Linked DNA regions of Homo sapiens: region 1 is linked to region 2. A link is a contact called in ENCODE Hi-C or POLR2A ChIA-PET data. All regions are on one chromosome and are shown on one strand. The core of a region is the stretch at or near the end of the contact, and the rest is flanking DNA. Distances in the headings are between cores, read along the strand shown. Region 1 overlaps AXIN2 (axin 2). Region 2 holds the start of LINC02563 (long intergenic non-protein coding RNA 2563).

Region 1 (4,224 bases), core at 952-3,451, 74 kb before region 2:
GGGGCAGGGTGGGAGGGGGCTCAGCAGGCGCTGGGGGAGGCTCCCTTCTCATTTCTTCTCTCCCCTCACCGCTAGCAGCAATAACGAAGCAGCAGCCGCAAGAGGGAGGCTGCGTGGAGGGTTCTCTGGGGGACCTGGCCAGGCTCTTTCCACCAGGTGAACCAGACTGAGGAGAGAAAAGGAGCAGCTGCTTGCACCGACAGGAGAGTGGGGCTCAGGCCACACTGCAGAGGCTTTACCTGCAATTGAGGGGCTTGTGGGCGAGTGGGGAGCAGGGAGCAAAAAGAGGGACAGGCACACTGATTAGGAGGGAGGGTCTGGAAGCGCCGCCCTACTGGCTTGAGTTTAGGAGAGACCCCCACATTGAAGGCTCCAAATAGTCAGGAACCATGCCTAGGAAAAGTCCCCCGTGTTTTTCTTACCCTGCCTTTCCACCTGAACAGCCTCCCTGGATTTTATGGGCCATTAGAAGCAGAGATGCGCCTTTGTCCATAACAAAGAAGGGGCTGGACCTGCGGGTGGGCACAGGGTGAATAGGGCAGTCTACTCCTCCTGTCCAGGCCTGGGCCCCGCTGCCTTCTCCCCTGCAGGGGCTTCAGGAAGGGAACTTCCTGGTCTCCTTACCTTGTCTGCAGAGTGGACGGAGGTGCCCTTGAGAAGGTCCATGCTGACTTTTTAGGGCCCTTGAGAGGGTTCAAGAGCTGAGGAGGATGAGGGCCAGCCCTAGGCCATTCCTTCTCTTGATCATTTCCCTCGTAAGGAGCAGGTGATGACTCTGCCTCAGTTCATCTGGAGTCCTCCCTTGCCCCTCTCCATGGCCTGCAGCCCAAGAGAATGTGTGGATTCTGCTCCAGTTCTGTCCCAGGTTTCCCAGGTTTAGGGCTCCAGGCTGGGACAAGGGTGAGACAGGGGCACCCTAGTTTAAGGAGGTGCTCACTCTGGGGTCTACACCCAAGACAGAGTTCCAACTCCTCAGCTGTGTGCTGTTGTCCCTGTGCCAGGACCACAGTCTATTCCCAGGTGTGAACCCGTTGCCGCCACCAGGGCCAGGGGTGTGAGTGGAAAACTCTGAATAGCACTTGGTAACCTGCCAGGTGGGCATGGGCTCCTGGACGGGGATGAGTCCACCTGCAGGGCTCTGAGACACCCTCCCCTCTAGAGCAGGCCTTGTATAGTTTTACCAGCCACCTTCATCTGGGAGTTAGTTTGGGCGGGGGCTCAAAGTGATTCTCTTTGGAGTGGGGAGGGGATGGAGGTTGGACTGAGCCCCTGGAGGTAACTGGCCAGCAGGGCGTGTTGCTGGGTCTGGATAGTCCCTTTTATACCTGGGCAGAGACAATTGTGAAAAGGTATCAAAGGGGTGGGGGAACAGGCCTGGCTGCTGCTGCTGCTGCTTTTATCTTGAAAAGACACAAGGTGAAACTAATGACACAAGTGTGTCCCTCTGGGGATTCATTTTGATCTTGGCTTTGTCTCGGCTGGACTTCGAGTGGAACTGCAGGTGACCTTGGAGAAGAGCCATGTGGCGCTGGCATAGGCTTGTGGGGAAAGTGCCTCCTTCAGCTGCTGTGGCCACATCTGGCTCTGATTTTTTTTTTTTCTCCCTGAGGCACAGTTAATAAGCCTGGCTTTGAAGCCCTGGCCTCCCCTTTAATGCACAAAGACTTGCACAAATGGTCAACTCTCCGATCCTCTCCAGTTCTTTCCTGAGTGGATCAGGCTGTGGGAAGGCCCTCCCAGCTGCCTTATCTCTGCAGGGCCTGAGCTAGACTCAGTGTCCTCCTGGGGTAGGACAGGGACACAGGGTGTCACGCCTCACCCTCCCAGCAGGGCTGGTGCTTCAACATCTCAATTTGTACAAATACATCCCCCCTTCAAAAAAATAAAAAAGACCCAGTGAGGTTGGGGCCGTGGAGCAGGGGTGGGAGGTGGGGGGGACCTGGGATGCGTTGAGTAATCTCAACATGGCAGGGGTTCAAAAAGCAAACAGTCCCTTCAGACGCGCCAGACGCTGTTGGTGCCAGATGTCAGAAGAAAGCAAAGTTTGCCACATGAAGCATGTTGCAGTGGAAAAGCCTGTTTCTTGGAGAAAATGAGGGCAGTGCAGTGTGTTTGAAGTCCTGGGGGTGGGGCTGAGAGAATGTGGCCTCTCTCCTCTCTGGAGGAGGTTGCAATTATGTAAAAGGTCGCTGCGTGTTTGCTCAGACATGCTGTGAAAGCCCAACTTGGTAAACCCTGGAGGGGTCGGAGCTGGGGCCAAAGGGGTCTGACGGAGGGTGGCGTTGGGATTTGAGCCTCTTATGTGGAGAAGTGACTTTTCCCCCCACTGTCCTGAGTCTCCTGTGCACAGAGCCCCTCCCCATTTTCTCACTGTCTCCTCTCACGCTCCCCCGAGAATTTTGACCCCTTGACATGACGTGTCTTCAGTGCTGCCTAGTCAGAGCCATGCCGTTGTTCACCCCACTGCATTAGCTGGGTCAGGAATGCTAAAAACAAAGAACCTTGACTAAACCCAGCTGTTCACTGTATTTAGCCTTATCTCCTACGAAAGTATTTGGCTTGCCTTTATTAAAGAGGGAAAAAATTGAGCTCTAACCAAGGGGAGTTAATTTTTTTTTTTTTAAAGGGAAAAGACAAAGCCCAACCATAACCCTGAGACACAATTAAATGCTTGAAAGGTTCTCCCATCCCCCCAGGGGACTGTGACCTTCCCTCTGTGAGTGGCCTTTATGGGCTGGAAATGACAGCTTGCAGGGGCAAGTTTAATCCCTCTGAGGGGTCTCCCTTGGCTGGGGACAGGGAAGGAAGAGGCCCTTGCTTAATTTCCTCGGAAGGGGTTTAGGGGTGGGCCTGGCCCAAGAGGACAGCAGTTGTTTCCGAATGTGGCACTCCTGAGAGGCCAGGCATTTGCATCTGTACAATTAAACAGCCTCAGAAGAAAGAACGCTGGGGAGGGATGAAAGGAGCCTTTAATCAACGGGCATAATAGAAGGGCCTTTGGTGTTTGACCCTGGAGGGATGGGATGGGAGAAGAGGCCTGGAAATGGGGAGAAGAGGGGAGGGCATCATGGGGCCAGTGCCGTCTGTTCGGCCCTGGGAAGCTGCGCTGGGCTGGCTTGCCTCCTGTGTGGCTGTGCCAGGGCCATCCAGGAGTGTTGCACTTGGGACCTGGAGGATGGGAAGGCCGAGAGGCCTTTGGACTGCTAAACCATCTGGAAGTCAGCCTTTTACAGACTTCGGCAGGTTCCGGCTCTCCAGGTGTGATGGGTTCAGGATGGCTGAACCTGGAGATAGTCTGGAGTCTCTTTGAAGGACCTGCTTGGCTCCTGCTGCAAAGGAACTGCAGGCATTTGTCCTTCCCTTCCCTCCCCCACCCCACTGCTGAAAAAGGTTGGCGGGGGGAAAGCAGCTCTGCTTTTCACAGTGTATACGTGTCAGGAGACAGCAGAGGTGCTGGGTTGAAGATTGCAGGTGGCAGGCCCAGCCCAGGCTGCTGCTCAGTGGGTGCCTGGCCTTCATCATCTCGGCCCACCTGCTTCTTGTGGTGTGGCCAGTCCCAGCTGCCGTCTTAAAGCAGATGTGCGCAACAGTGTACAGGCACACCTGCCATAGCAAATTCCTAGGATACCTCAGTCCTCCATGTTGGTATGCTTTTCTTTTCAACAATGTGGAAAATGCAGTTTACCAAGAAGCTTTTTTGGTTTTCCTTTTAAGGTATTACTTCAAAAAAGCAAGCGATGAGTTTGCCTGTGGAGCGGTGTTTGAGGAGATCTGGGAGGATGAGACGGTGCTCCCGATGTATGAAGGCCGGATTCTGGGCAAAGTGGAGCGGATCGATTGAGCCCTGGGGTCTGGCTTTGGTGAACTGTTGGAGCCCGAAGCTCTTGTGAACTGTCTTGGCTGTGAGCAACTGCGACAAAACATTTTGAAGGAAAATTAAACCAATGAAGAAGACAAAGTCTAAGGAAGAATCGGCCAGTGGGCCTTCGGGAGGGCGGGGGGAGGTTGATTTTCATGATTCATGAGCTGGGTACTGACTGAGATAAGAAAAGCCTGAACTATTTATTAAAAACATGACCACTCTTGGCTATTGAAGATGCTGCCTGTATTTGAGAGACTGCCATACATAATATATGACTTCCTAGGGATCTGAAATCCATAAACTAAGAGAAACTGTGTATAGCTTACCTGAACAGGAATCCTTACTGATATTTATAGAACAGT
Region 2 (6,618 bases), core at 2,994-5,493:
TTTGTTCGGGATCACATGGCTAACAGTGAGCAGTGAGGTTTGAGCCCAGCTTTGACTGGCCCTAGGGTCTCAGCTGCAACACACCTGTAGAGCCTCTTGGCTTCATCCTTGCATCTGGGACAACGCCTGGATCATAGTAGGCACGTGTCTACCTCTGATCACATCTAGAGTGAGGTACAGACCCTGACAAATCACCAGAGCTCACCAGAGGGTGGCTGCATCAACACCGTTTCTAGAGGAGGCACTCACAGATGTCAAAGTTGAAAACATGTCTCGGTGCAGTGGCTCATACCTGGAATCCCAGCACTCTGGGAGGCCAAGGTGGGAGGATCACTTGAGTGCAGGAGTTCGAGACCAGCCTGGGCAACACTGCAAGACCCAATCTCTACTAAAAATTAAAAAAAAATTAGCCAGGTGTGGTGGTATATGCCTGTGGCCCCAGCTACTCAGGAGGCTAAGGTGGGAGGATTGCTTGAGCCTGGGAAGCCAAGGCTGCAGTGAGCTATAATCACAACACTCCAGCCTGGGCAATGGAGCAAGGCCCTGTCTCGAAAAAAAAAAAATGTTGAAAACATGACTCAGGCAAATATAGGGAACATGGGGGCTGGGGCCAGGACTAGGGTGAGGCAAGAGAGTAGGAAACCAGCAGGATGGTAACATTGGTCCCAGGAGTATATGACAGACTCACGTAGATGTAGCCATTGAAAGAGGGAGTACTGAAAATGGTTTTGCTAAATCAAATTCAAAACTGGTTTATGTCCTATATATAGGACAATGAAACTATAACCTTCGGGGCTATCTTTTTTTTTTTTTTTTTTTTTTTTGAGATGGAGTTGCACTCTTGTGGCCCAGGCTGGAGTGCAGTGGCGCGATCTTGGCTCACTGCAGCCTCCGCTTCCCTGGCTTAAGCAATTCTCCTGCCTCAGCCTTCAGAGTAGCTAGGATCACAGGTGCCTGCCACCACGCCCGGCTAATTGTTTTGTATTTTTAGTACAGTCGGGGTTTCGCAATGTTCGCCAGGCTTGTCTGGAACTCCTGGCCTCAGGTGATCCCCCTGCCTCGGCCTCCCAAAGTGGCTCACAGGCATGAGCCACCGTGCCCAGCCCGGGGCTATCTTTTCTATCAGACAGGAATTGTTTGCATCTCTACCAGACAAACATTATTTGCAACTTAGCAATTTCCTTTAAGTTAGCATCTAGAATCTGGGCCTTAATCAGCAATAAGTACTAAGTCAAAGTGCCCATCCCTTCACATTGACGGACCCTCGGGTATTACCCAGATCCCCTCTTTGGGGTTCAGCCCTGTCCCCACAGCTGCTGGGAGTATCAGCTGCTGATATGGGTAGATGGCTTACAGCTCTGTTCTTACCTGGAAATCACCTGAGATGGAAGGAAACTTCCTCCCCCACGTGTATACCTTCCCTCCCTTACTTCTGGTTGGTCTTGAACAGGTGATACAAAGCCTGGTGCTCTTGCCTTAATTTGCAACAACACCGATGGCCACCTGGGCTCCAGAGCTTTCCATGGGACAGGCTGAGGCCTCAGCGGCAGCCTCACTGCGGGTGAGCTTCACCCTCACCCATGCCTCCCTTTCCACAAGAGTTCCTCCCCAGAGCAGCCCCAGTACACCCTGGTCTTGCACCTGCCTGTCTCAGAGTCGGTATCAAGGGAACCCAATCTAACACAGGACTTATTACACAATGCTAGGGTGGCTTTGGGGAAAGGGCATGAAGGTGTCTTTTTGCCTCATTTATGAGTTTTTAGATACTTTCTCTTAAGGAAGGTAGTAAAAAAATCTGTGGAATGAACAGACAGGAGTGGGCGGAGAAGGCTCAGGGGAAGCCCTCCCCCACACCTGGAAAAACAACTCTGGGTCCGCTGACAGAGGCCACAACCAGCCTGCAGACCCCACGAGGCGCTGGGAACTCGAAGGCATGGCTCCCTGGCAGAGGTGAGAAATTTGACCGGACAGCAGTTGGTGCTTAAGATCAAGTGAGTTTTTCCACCTTCAGGGAGGAGCTGGAGAAAGCGCGAGAAGGCGTGCTTAAATCCTCGGGGGGTTGTTTTCAGTTGAATAAAACAGCCTGATTGAAAAAAAACGGCAAGGCTGAGTGCAAAGCCAGTGCCCCCCACCTCTGCTGGAAGCCCATCACCCCCCACCCCGCCGACCCCCAGGAGAGCCAATCCTAAGCTCACAGTAAATCGGTGAATTGGAAGAATCCAGGTTCTGCTCTGCCTCTTTCTTTCAGAGACAAAAATAAAGTTCTGGAAGGTGCAACTTAAAATAGACCTTTCATAAAAGATTCATTCCTGAGCAAGAATGTCACAAAAGCATGAAACGTGAAATAGACTGCTATCTGAATTCCATTTGAAGTATTTGGTGGCAATTATTTTAAAAATTCCCCCACAAAAGTTCTTTTCAATCACAGGACAGCAAGTAAGAGAGATCAGGGCCAGATAATTTCTTCAATGGGGGAAAAACTAGTTTCAAGTTTTAGGTACTGATTTAAGGCATTTTGGAGAATATGCATGAGTATTCAATGGATTTAGTTTCTTTTTTTTTTTTTAGAAAAAAGCCTACAGCCATTTGCAGAAAAATGCCTGAAAAGCAGAGGCTCAAACGAGATGTAAATTACCTCCAAGAACAGCCTAATAAGCCATTAATAACCACCGAGTCACTCCCTGTGAACAATGTGTGTACCTAAGGATTGAGAACTATTGTATCCTCAGAACCTCTTGGGAGATTGGGGTTGGAGTGATCGTGGTTCGGTCAGTAGATCTGTCTGCATCTGGGGACTAGCTCCAGAGCTTGCTCTTTGATAGGAGATCCTGGGGATCCCCTCTGGAAATAGACTTGCTTTCTATCAACACTGCACTCACCTGCAAACAAATCTAGGTTGACAAAAGCAGCAATTTCTGGGCAGTCTCTCTGCTCCATCTGGTGTTTCTCACCTCATTTTTTTTGTTTTTTTTCCTCCCCAGATCATTTTACCTCACTCACTAGCAAGGAGGAGGCGGTGTAGGTTCTTCTCTTTCCTTTTCCTTGGGTGCTTGGCATGGTGTCAATAGCATAAGTTAAAATTCTAGGCTCATAACAGCTTTCTGCAGAAGGGTCTCAATCTCCTTCCTTGCCTCTATAGGGTCTGCTTGGGGTTTCATTCCACCTGTTGTCCTCACCCCAGGTCAGTTTCCGGGGTGAATTTCAGATCCGTATGATTTCCCATAGGGTCCAGTTCTCCCCATCTAGAACAAAGGTCTGGAGTGGTAAATTTGAAGTGGGCTGGGTACAGTGGCTCACACCTGGAATTCCAGCACTTTGGGAAGCCAAGGTGGGTAGATCACTTGAGGTCAGGAGTTCGAGTCTAGTCTGCCCAACATGGCGAAACACCATCTCTACTAAAAATACAAAAAATTAGCCGGGCATTATGGGGTGTACCTGTAGTCCCAGCCACTCGGGAGGCTGAGGCATGAGAATTGCTTGAACCCAGGAGGCAGAGGTTGCAGTGAGCTGAGATTGCGTCACTGCGCTCCAGCTTGGGTGACGGAAGGAGACTCTGTCTCAAAAAGAGAAAACTGGCTTTGTCTTATATATGGCCCCTCTCCACACCCCTCCAGGCCAGAGAAAATAAAACAAAACCCCAAATGCTTGAAGTGGTTATGGCACTCACAATTCCCAACGGCCACTGGGTTTTCCTTCTGATCCTTCACGACTGATAACGTTAATTGCGCCTCTCATCCACAGGTGTGCTTTCTGGAGGGTTTGGAAGGAGTGGCGTGAATGCTGACAAGTCACTGGGGTTTGGTTCCAGCAACTCTTTTTAAGGTGAAAAGAGAACCAGTGTTAGAGTGGCCCCCAAGCAGAGATAGAGCCGAAGTGAGCACAGGTGGCCCTGGGACAGGTGGGGTGGGAGGGGTTGTGCTGGCAGTGGGGCTGGGGCGGCAGCTCTTCAGGGACAGGACCTGGGCTCAGCTAGAGGATGCCAAGGCCAGTGCCAAGGAGTGAGGAAGGAGCAGAGAGGAGCCTGGCAAGGTGTTCACATCCCCGTGAAAGCCAGAGGGACCAAGCTTGCCTTGAATGGAGCTGGGCACCGCAGGGCAGAGGACGCTCAGTTTCCACTGCATGTCTCCTTCTGGGAATGAGGTTTCTGACAATAAAGGACCACCCTCGCAGTGGCGCTGCACTCTAGACAGGAGTCCTCATAGAATCCCAAACTCTCAGGGAGGGTGATCAACTTATCCTGGTTGGGCCAGCACATTCTGGGTTTTAGCACTGAAAGTCCCACCTCCCTGAAACCCCCTCGGTCCTGGTGAGCCGCTTGCTCACCCTATGATCAGGTGTCCCCACCCCACTCCCCACCCCAGGAAGGAGCTGCAGAAGCAGGTGTGTCACAGAGCAGAATTATAGGAGCCCAAACTTACCTTTGCAACATCTAGAGCAGGTGGAGTTGGGCATTTTATCACAGAACCCAGCTGTGCCCTCATTTATAAGCGAGAGAGGGAAGAGAAAGAAAAATCCCATGTTGTTCTTTGGAATCCAGTGCCAAGTTTCTAGTCCTAAACACACACACAGTGTCCATGCAATGTAGGTGCATTTTTTGTTCAAACACCTGTCAGGCAATGTTGGGTGGTAAAAACAATACCTCTTCATTAGGCCCTGAGCACCTACTGTGTGCAAGCCACTGTTGCAGGTGCCTGTCATACAGGAACACATTTAATTATCAAAACAATTCCATGAGATGAATAAGATGTTCTGTTTTCAGCTGAGAAACTCAGAGAAGTGAAGACATTTGCCCTGGTAGCAAGTGGCAGAGCTATAAATAGAGGCAAAAGCAAAAAATAGAGGTGGAGGTGCTGTAGAGACACAGAGAAGCGCATGGAATGATTGCTATGTAGGGTGAGTGGGGCGCTCCTGCTGGCATGTGGGCTGGGTGGGGGTAGTGGGGTGCAATCTTTTCATTTATTTAACAAATACTTATATAGTGCTTAACTTGTTAGGTACTGTCCTAAGAGGATGAACCATTCTAAACTCATTTGATTCCCATAATCAACATTCATGTAGACGATCTTTTATGCCGTAAACAAGGTCTTCTCAACTGAAAGCAATTTTGCACCCCAGGGGACATGTGACAAAGTCTGGAGACAGTTTTGGATTGTCACAATGTGTGGGAGAGTGGGGGAAGTGGTACTGGCCTCTCTGGGCAGAGGGCAGGGACACTGCTAAACATTCTTCAGTGCACAGGACAGCTCCCACAACAAAGCGTGATCCAGCCCAAAAGTCAGTAGCACTGGGGTTGGGAAAGTCTGTTGTAACTAATGGGAATGACTGGGGCTCTGGGAGGTGCAACCTGAAAACGGTCAGTGTCCACGGCCCCTTCCCTTCTCCAGAATAAACCTGGAGTGGTTTTTCTATTGGTTTACTTCTTGCTGTCTTTTCTAGGGTTCGCCCCAGAGTTTAAGATCGACTTTTTAGTTGCAGTGCAAGCAGCTGCAGTTCTCTGGCAATGCCACCCGGCTTTGTTCTGGTTTGTTAAGACAGTGAGCTGGATTTTACAGTTATTGCCCTTGAAAGCCCCATAAATGGCATTCGCAGCATTAGTGGGGCTGGGGGTTGCCAGATTGGTAAGTTTAACTTTGAGGGATGGCTAACACTCCAGTGCCCTCTAGGGTTCATCTGGCTGCTGAGTTGCCCAAGCCTTTACCAGGTTGCAGAAAAGTTGGCCACGGATGAAATCAGAGTTCAAACAGGCGTGAGGTGGAACCTGAGCAGCACCTCTGAGCTTGTGTTGGCAGGCTCCTCACAGCAGGCCGGTATCTGCTCTGAGTGGGCAGGGAGGACGCCTGGGGACCCCAGCCTCCATCCTTTCCTTCATCATGGACTGTTATTTTTAACTCCAGGGGATCTGAACTAGCTGATGTTAAAACTGAAACTTTCTCCTTGGGGAAGCTTAGCTGCCTAGGCCTGGAATGGGTTTCAGAGGTCATGCCATCTGGTCTCGCTGCCCAGTAGGATTCTCCCTAAGCAGGATCGGTTACATCATTTGCAGGGCCTAGCACAAAATGAAAACGTGAGGCCCCATATTGAAAAATTATTAAGAATTTCAAGACGGCATTTCAAGAGCAATTTTTCACGCTCTGAAGTATCAGAGCATGAAACCAAGCACACGGCCCTCTGAGTGTGAGGCCGTGTGTGACTGTACAGGTTGACACCCATGAAGCCAGCCTTAACGCCATGTTACCCTGTGGTCCCTGACACTATGTACAGGCTTGCCCAGGATGGGCTTGGTTTACTCCTGTTATGCCAATGTCATTATTGGGTGCCCCTTCCACTCTCAACACTGTCCTGGTTTAGACAACAAATTATATTATGTGGTAACCTTATAATTACATGACAACCTTCTAGGTAATTTCCTCTCATCCTATCTATGTTGTAATGTCACACAATGTCCAGCCGTTGCATCATTTTATGTAGGGGACCAAGTGATAATGACCTTTTTTTTTTTTGTTTGCCATCATGGTTTACTGAACACACATGCATGCACTAACTCACTTCATACTCACGGTGATATCAGAACAGGGGAGTATATATTTGCAGTTGAAGTAAGTGCAGCTTAGACAGGGT

What was found. Hi-C counts contacts between places; a loop is a spot of excess contacts on that map. ChIA-PET counts read pairs that join two places held with the same protein, here RNA polymerase II (POLR2A). Pooled maps may share reads with other maps.
Region 1: a map of Caco-2 shows a loop between it and region 2 (6-fold over the local background). The contact joins the enhancer-like site here to the promoter of LINC02563 in region 2. A Hi-C loop is called at or near these places in 8 of 168 maps with a recorded cell type or tissue (Caco-2, Right ventricle myocardium inferior, endothelial cell of hepatic sinusoid and 3 more) and 7 of 50 pooled maps. POLR2A ChIA-PET finds 5 or more read pairs at or near these places in 3 of 52 experiments (CD4-positive, alpha-beta T cell, Caco-2 and H1).

Annotation. Positions count from the first base shown.
Region 1 is chr17:65,529,593-65,533,816 of GRCh38, reverse strand. AXIN2 (axin 2) reads left to right here. Exons shown (of 11, transcript NM_004655.4): 11 at 3,715-4,224. The coding sequence ends at 3,841. Among named protein-coding and RNA genes, the nearest start is that of AXIN2, 30 kb to the left of the region's middle. RefSeq lists enhancers at 1,735-2,247, 2,762-3,274, 3,275-3,789. Within about 2 kb of position 2,201, at least 21 of the 41 ENCODE cell types and tissues checked have a DNase peak (open chromatin) inside an H3K27ac peak, as active enhancers do; they include heart left ventricle and heart right ventricle, where a contact is called at or near this core.
Region 2 is chr17:65,455,166-65,461,783 of GRCh38, reverse strand. LINC02563 (long intergenic non-protein coding RNA 2563) reads right to left here and starts at 4,243. Exons shown (of 3, transcript NR_131984.1): 1 at 4,070-4,243; 2 at 3,668-3,750; 3 at 3,376-3,395. RefSeq lists enhancers at 1-523, 524-1,157, 1,158-1,791, 5,408-5,907.